Linked DNA regions of Mus musculus: all the other regions are linked to region 2. Evidence: chromatin loops called from intact Hi-C (ENCODE). Cell type or tissue: left cerebral cortex. All regions are shown on one strand.

Region 1 (2,500 bases), 160 kb before region 2:
GTGTGTGAATGTATATATGAATGTGTGGGTGTGTTTGTGTGAATGTGTGTGAGAATGTATGTGTGTGTGTGTGAGTATATGTTTGGGGTGTGTGTGTGTGTGTGTGTGTGTGTGTGTGTGTGTTAATAGCAAATAGCAAGTTCACAAAGGGAAGGAAGATTCACCAAATTTGTTTACTCTTAAATATACATTTTCCTAAGAGTCAGCAAAAGCCAGCCCATTGTGCCAATGAAACTGAGTTTGCATTTATAGCACAAGTGAGAAAAATGAATTTCAGCTCATGCATGTCTTTAGAGAGACTATAAATCCACCCTCTTGACTAAAGACTGCTGACTTCCACTGTGGTGGCATGTGACGATGTCTGTTGCACTGGAAAGTTAAGAGTAATCTGGGGATGGAGTGAGTGGGGAGATTTAGTCTCAGAGAACCATCTCCTGATGGAAATCCTGTGGATCCCTGGCTTATGGTGGGTTAATGATTAGATAGTCCTTATGTATAGTTCACGTGAAGGCCACTAGCTATGACTTCACTTTGGCTGGGGTTTCCCTGTAATTCATTTAGCAAATTAAAGAGATTACTCTGATTGGTACCATTATCTCCTATTCTCTTGCGAGTGAACCACTTAACCTGTGCTTAATTGAAGGAGATAGAGAGGGTACAGTAACAAATACAATCAAAAGGAAGGGGCAATAGGATCCATGGGCCAAACAAATGATCAGTGCTGAGCTAACAATAGCAGATTAGAGGTGAGATCAATTAATTAGAAGCTGTTGTAGGCTTGAGTGGTTGCCAAGGTTTCTAATAGCCAAGCCTTAGTGCCAGAGCTGTTTAGAGGGATTTTAATGGCTGGGAGTTGATGCAGTTATTTCAATAATTACTTACTTTTATAATTACTTCATTAGAATACTAAATGTGTTACTTCAACAAGGAAGATCTTTATCTCCCACACTTTTAGCTGTATTGGAATCCACATCCTCCCACAAAACTCTCTCCTGTTTGGCTGTGCCCATTTGCTGTTGATAACCATGTGTTAAGTACCTTTTCTGAAAGGTTCTAGGTCTTTACAACACCAAATTTGAAGGGGAACTCGCTCTGGCGTAGGTATAAACACCAAAGAGAATTTCAATGCATTTCTACAAGGTTGGGGGCAAATTTTTTGCATCGGACCCAGTTTAGGAGGGGAAGAGAGATCCTTCTAGTTGTTTAAAATAGAAAGAGATTGGAGGCAGAGAATTTGGTATCCGGTCTAGCATTTAGTGCTGGGCTCTTTCCTGCTCTTTGCATTCCTCAGCCTCTCCACCAGGGAACTTGTTCCTGGGACTGATCTCTGTATGCAGTATCTTCCCTTAGGCTCTGTGAGCAACCTCCTCTTCCTTCAGACTCTTCTACTCACTTCCTTATTTATAATTAAGACTCTCATTTCCACCCTTGTCTGATTGGTTGGCTATGGTACTAAAGGTCCAACCCAAGGCCTCTCAAAGGCTGAGAAAGCTATGTGGCACACTCTCAGCGCTGCAGCCAATGCTGAACTGTACCCTAAGTGCTGCGCCCCTGCTCAGCTTCACCCTCAGTGCTGTGCCCCTGATGAGCTGCACCCTGAGTGCTGCACCCTCAGCACTGCACCCGTGCTGAGCTGCAACCCCAGTGCTGCACCTTCAGTGTTGCACCCGTGCTGAGCTGCACCCTCGGTGCTGCACCCGTGCTGAGCTGCACCCTCGGCGCTGCACCCGTGCTGAGCTGTGCCTGTGCTGAGTGGTTCCCTCAGAGCTGAATCCGTGCTCAACTCCACACTGAGTCACTCTAGCACTTTTACTACTGCCTATATTTTTGCTTTTCCCTTTCTGGTAGCACCTTAGTTTTAAAATAAAAAAATATTTACTTAATACGAGTCTTGTTTTATTCCCTCACACTGTAACAAGAGAGCTCTGCTTTTGGGTCTGGCTTTCTCCCCTCATGAATCCCAAAAGCCTAAGCAAATGCCTGGAGCATAAATGGCTCTTGGCAAGCATTCACACTCTGAAGTCAGAGCTGAGGAAATGTGGGTGAGCCGAGAAAGTGTATGCTTCTGGACCAGGGGTTGGATGACACCCCGTGCTGAGAACTGCTTGGTGGTATCCTCACAGAACCAGGTTTATAGTGCAGCTACACAGGCCTGTGGGGGTTTCTTCATCAGCCAGGAGGACTTCCTTTTGATTCCCACCTCCCCAACCAGGGAGGACAAGGTGGCAGACTGCAGTGTTTACATTTTCAACTTCTCTAAGGTGTGTGAGGCAGAGGTAGGGGTTGGGGAAGTCCATCTAGCCAAAGGGTTAGAATGACCCAAAGGATGGTGTCACTCCATTTTCAAGTGAACGACCTGCCACTCACATAGTCACTGCAGTAACTTTAGGCTTCCTATGTAATTCACCTAGCCATGCTTCCTGCTTGCTTCATTCAGTGTCATCTCTGAGGCCTGACAGTAGAGCAGCGCTGTAGAAACAGCCTCCAGGAAGGCTCGCTT
Region 2 (2,500 bases):
CTCAATCGCTGCCAATGGTGTAATTAATCCATGATGAGAAATGACTCACTGACTATGAGTCCCACTACATTATAAGAAGTCCATAATATCCCATCCACGCAGATTTAAATACTGATCAAGTTCATTTCTCTACAATTAAAAGAATCTCGAGGTGATTATAAATCTAAATTATCCTTGTGCAAAAAAAGAAATTCCCCAATCACAAGCAATCACCACACCACAACCACAAAGAGCCTTGCTAGAGACTGTATCCTTTCAGCCAAGCAACTGCTATCTTGGGGATTTCAGCTATGTCCCCTTGCAAAGGGATAATCCTAGCTAGGCTTGTTGATAATACTGCTCCACCCCAGGAAAGACTGGGGAGGGTGACATCTTCCCCCACCACCTGTTGTATGCAACTCTGCCTTAATTGCCCATGGCCTGGGGAAGGCCTTAAATATATGAGGAATGTGGTCTTCATCTACATAGCTGTGGGGAAGCTGTCTTCTCTGCTGAAGTACAGACCTTCCAAGAGTGCCTAGTTAGGGAGGGAGCACCCCCACACATCCCTGTAAGTGACTTTTCAATTATGCTTTGTAAGGAAGCCCAGTAAACTCAAAGTTCCTTAGAGTGACCTCTAGTAATACTGACCTCTGTCCTTGGAACCATAGGGTTAGGAGAAGGGTTAAATATTGCTTAGGTCTCCTGAAGAAAAGGAATTTTAGCAACACACAGGCACACAAAGGAGGAATATTGTGGAAGACATTTCTGGGCTCAACCTCTCTTTCCCATGACCACTGCCTCCCTGCACTTTGGGACCATTATTAGCAATTTCCACAAGGAAGTGCAGCAGCCTCCTGGAGAAAGGGCACCTGAGACACAGGTATCTGCCATGGTGCCAAGCTTTCTCACCTCTAACTTATTTCAGTTCTGTTCAGTTCCTCTCCCCTCTGCCCATACCTTTTCCTCCACCTCCAATACTAGGTGCTCGTGACTCTGTTTCCAGGGAACCCAAGACCTCAAGGAAGCATTCAGGGACAGTAAGTCTCTTGGGCCAAGCAGAAAGTCACACATAGCCCAGCGTTTTGTATCTTTACAATTGTTCAGTGGTGGTCAGTTAAGTGGTCGCTTTGTAATGTGTGTTGTCTTTGTAGTTGACAAGTTTCTAACAAAATGGCTACAGAAAGGAAAGCAAAACAGTGTGCACTTCCAGTGAGAGCTCTCCCTTCAGCACGCTGAGCTTCCTATGCTGCAGGTATAGAGGGCTTTCTTAGGGACACTCACTCCCTAAGGAGGAGTGTGCAGCATGCTCCCATCCTGTGCCAGGACAGCCAAATAATAGCAAACTAGTCAGAAGGGCATTTCAGCAAGGGTGGGTGTACCTGACAGGCTCCCCTGTGTGTCAGTGTCCTTCCCTCCCTGCACTGCCCACAAAGGAAGACAGGAGTCAGGGCTTCCCCACCCATTTCCTTGCCAGCCTCCTGTGGGAGAATTCCCAGCTTGGCAGAGAAGGAAGCAGAGTCTGGCTCTGCCCGGCATCTTCTTTCCAATGGAGAAGTTGGAAGCTAGCTGCAGGTGGCTTCCCTTTTTGAAAGTGCTGGCTGTTTGGCTGCATCTATATTAATTGCCTCTGGGTTTTTGAGAACAACTAAAAAAAATTCTGCTCCTTCCCCTAGGCTGAGTCAGTGTAACCAGTTAAAAAAAGAAAAGAGAAATCCTCTTGTCTGAAGATTAGGTTTTTTATTTGTATTTTTTTAAAACAGGTATAATTGGACAGGGGTGGTCTGAGCCAAGTCTAGCTTTCAGAATTATAAAACCCTCATACTTGCCCAGTATGAGGAGTATTTTCAAACTCCACGTTATGTGTGGGGACCTGTGCCTGACGAAGTGGCCACCAACACTCTGTGCATAGACTGAGGATTGGCGTGGGTTCAGACAGGGCACAAGTCTACTAACTGCTGAACACTGTAGCCTCAGGAAGGTCTGGGTATCCTTGGCAAAAGTCCCACAGCTAGAAACAGGAGGCTGAGACACTGCTAATATTCCTTTTGTGTGTTTATTGAGAAGTGACAGGTAGTTATTTACGTTCTATGGATGGTATACAGATGAGAAAACTGGGTCCTAGAGAAAATCAGTATTTTCCTAGACACACAGATGGCCAGTGACAGAGTTACTGTTTTCACCAACCAGCAAACCAGAATCTAAAATTCTTTCTCTGTCTCTCTCTCTCTGTCTCTATATCTCTCTCTGTCTCTCTCTGTCTCTATATCTCTCTCTGTCTCTCTCTGTCTCTATATCTCTCTCTGTCTCTCTCTGTCTCTATATCTCTCTCTGTCTGTCTGTCTCTCTCTCTCTCTCTCTCTCTCTCTCTCACACACACACACACACACACACACACACACACACCTCAGTCTCTGTGTTTTGCCTTTCACTTTCTGTGTTTGTGAGAGTGCGATTGGCAATGGGGGGTGGGGGGTGGGGGGTGGGGGGAGGGAGGTGGTGGATAGAAAGAAGAGAAAGG
Region 3 (2,500 bases), 160 kb before region 2:
GTCACAGAAATTCAAGCCACAAGTACTACAGAGCAAGCTAAGGGACATATGCCATTGAGTGGTGTCTTAGTCAGGGTTTCTATTTCTGCACAAACATCATGACCAAGAAGCAAGTTGGGGAGGAAAGGGTTTATTCGGCTTACATTTCCATACTGCTGTTGATCACCAAAGGATGCAGGACTGGAACTCAAGCAGGTCAGAAAGCAGGAGCTGATGCAGAGGCCATGGAGGGATGTTCTTTACTGGCTTGCTTCCCTTGCCTTGCTCAGCCTGCTTTCTTATAGAACCCAAGACTAACAGCCCAGAGTTGGTGCCACCCACAAGGGGCCTTTCCCCCTTGATCATTAATTGAGAAAATGCCTTACAGCTGGATCTCATGGAGGCATTTCCCCAAATGAAGCCCCTTTCTCTGTGATAACTCCAGCTGTGTCAAGTTGACACAAAACTAGCCAGTACAAGTGGTAAATTTTGCTTGATCCAACTCTTTGTCACAAAATGTCCCTATGATTTTGCTGTCCATCAAAGTCAAGACACAGCCACATTACCCCTATTGAGCCTAGGGTGGGAGTCAGGCTAGTCTGTGAGGGATGTATCTATTCGTGCCATGATTGTCTGGGGTTTCTCCAATGGAGATGCTTCCTGACCCTCAGCTAAGCTCCCTACAGTAGAAATGATGAAGAACCAAAGTTGTCTTCAAATAGAATCCATCACCCAGCAACATTTACCTCTCATGTGCCCAATATTGAGACTTCTGCTCTCAGGCTTGATACAAAAATAGGAGACATGCTCTTTACCCTTCCTTCCTTTTTCTTTAGCCTCCCCACTGTGTCTCAATTGTGGCCCATCCATTTCTGATAGGAGGACAAGACTCCTCTGTTGCTTAACTCCTGGAATAATCGTCCCCAAAGTCAAGGACAGAAGTCCACTTCTCTTCCACCACTGAAGCCATACAGCCACAGTGACAGTGCACCCAGCCCCAGTGAGCAGCAGAAGGGCCCTTTGGGGTGTGCTGTGTCTGGGATAAAGCTATCTTCAGAACCAATGTTCAAATATTCCACCAGCTCCACTAGGTTTCTCAGTGTGTCTGACTGCATATTCTCAGTGAAGACTTCTGACTTGGAAACTGTGAGACAAAATATGTGTATGGAACAAACTAAAAATAGTAGCAGACACTTGTCAAATGTTTGGGAAAGCTGGCTATGTTAATGCCCAGCTCGCCAACAGAATTGTTCCATGTACTTGCTTTGCCTGCTCATTGCAGTCACAACATGACATGTCTGAAAAGGATGCACAGCCCTAAACCAAGTCACTGGCCCTCTTTTCACTTGTTATTCTGAGAACAGTCTAAGTCACCCTGGCTGGTCTTGAAATCACTCTGCAGCCCAGGCTAAATGTGCTAGCTGATAGTTTTATTTTGTACTTGTTTACATTATTCGACAAGCCCCGGGTGTAAGGAGATTTGGGTCAGCAGCAAGGCATGCTCTCCTTTATTAAGTAAGCCTCATCCAAAGAGGGCTCTGCCCTCCTATCTCGCATCTGCTCAGAGTCATTTCACTGGACTTCATTAAGCCTGAGCAATTGTACTTTCCCCTCACCCCTTTCTTCCATGGACTTATTTAGCTTTACAACTCAAAAGATAATTGCTCTATTAACAAATGTTTATAGCATAATAAAGGAGTGGGAGGAAGCAGGGAATTGTTTTCCTCTCTGGGACATTCCTTTCTGCTTCCTGGAAGCACTGCAGAGGCATGACCTGAGCCGTAAATAATATTTTGGAAATAAACCAAAAGATTCATGTTTTAGCGACTCATCAACATTTCTTCCACAAGAGACCAAGAGACCCAAAGGCCCTATGAAGAAGGGAATCTCGGGAATTCCTGGAGGCTGAAAGGATGTCACCACTATTCTTAGCTGGGGGAGAAAGCACTGGCCTCCCTGGAAGGTTGGGGTGATTCTTCAGCTACACTATAGCCTACAGAAAACCTCCCACCTACTCGTGAGTTTAAATACAGGAGAACTTTTTAGAGAATGCTCTCTAATTCTTCAGGCTGATGAAATATGGTGCTATTCAAAGAAAGCCCTGCTTTAAGGGTGAGTTTTAATTTATCTTTTACCTAAGAATGTAACTGCTTTTAAGATAGAGGGATGAAGAAGTAATGAGATCAAAAGGGATCATTAGGGTAGGTCCCAACCCACTATAGTAGCTGTATTAAAAACTGAGATGAGTGCAGGCCTACACAGGAGTGAGACTATGTGCAAACACCCTAAAGATAACCTATAGTTCCAGGGGGAGGGGGCAGCCTTAAAAGAAACAACCTTGTTAACACATTGATGGTGCACATGGAGAACCATGGGAGTCCCCAGACTGTAAAGCATTGTTGGATAGCCATACTACACTAAATAGCACACTGTATTCCAGACACAAGTCACATGCCCTCAGCACTGAGAAGATTCACTTCCTGTTCAGATATAGTCATATCTGTGGGGTCATATATCCCCT

The links. A loop is a pair of places that touch in the nucleus more often than their neighbours do. Peaks named below come from ENCODE experiments on the same cell type or tissue, not always from the same donor. Only the 100,000 strongest peaks of a DNase experiment are listed, where the experiment ranks them.
Region 1: it touches region 2 in a loop (2.2-fold over the local background); 3 of 42 quality-filtered maps call a loop at or near these places.
Region 3: it touches region 2 in a loop (3-fold over the local background); 3 of 42 quality-filtered maps call a loop at or near these places.

The regions. Positions count from the first base shown.
Region 1 is chr14:16,740,686-16,743,185 of GRCm38, reverse strand. It overlaps a transcript of Rarb not described here. Among named protein-coding and RNA genes, the nearest start is that of Rarb, 170 kb to the right of the region's middle. In left cerebral cortex, a CTCF peak has its summit at 1,300; DNase peaks (open chromatin) are centred at 349, 2,005 and 2,440; H3K27ac peaks cover 979 bases.
Region 2 is chr14:16,576,176-16,578,675 of GRCm38, reverse strand. It overlaps a transcript of Rarb not described here. Among named protein-coding and RNA genes, the nearest start is that of Rarb, 2.0 kb to the right of the region's middle. In left cerebral cortex, a CTCF peak has its summit at 1,418; DNase peaks (open chromatin) are centred at 1,561 and 1,943.
Region 3 is chr14:16,734,584-16,737,083 of GRCm38, reverse strand. It overlaps a transcript of Rarb not described here. Among named protein-coding and RNA genes, the nearest start is that of Rarb, 160 kb to the right of the region's middle. In left cerebral cortex, no CTCF peak of the experiment used is centred here; a DNase peak (open chromatin) is centred at 1,132.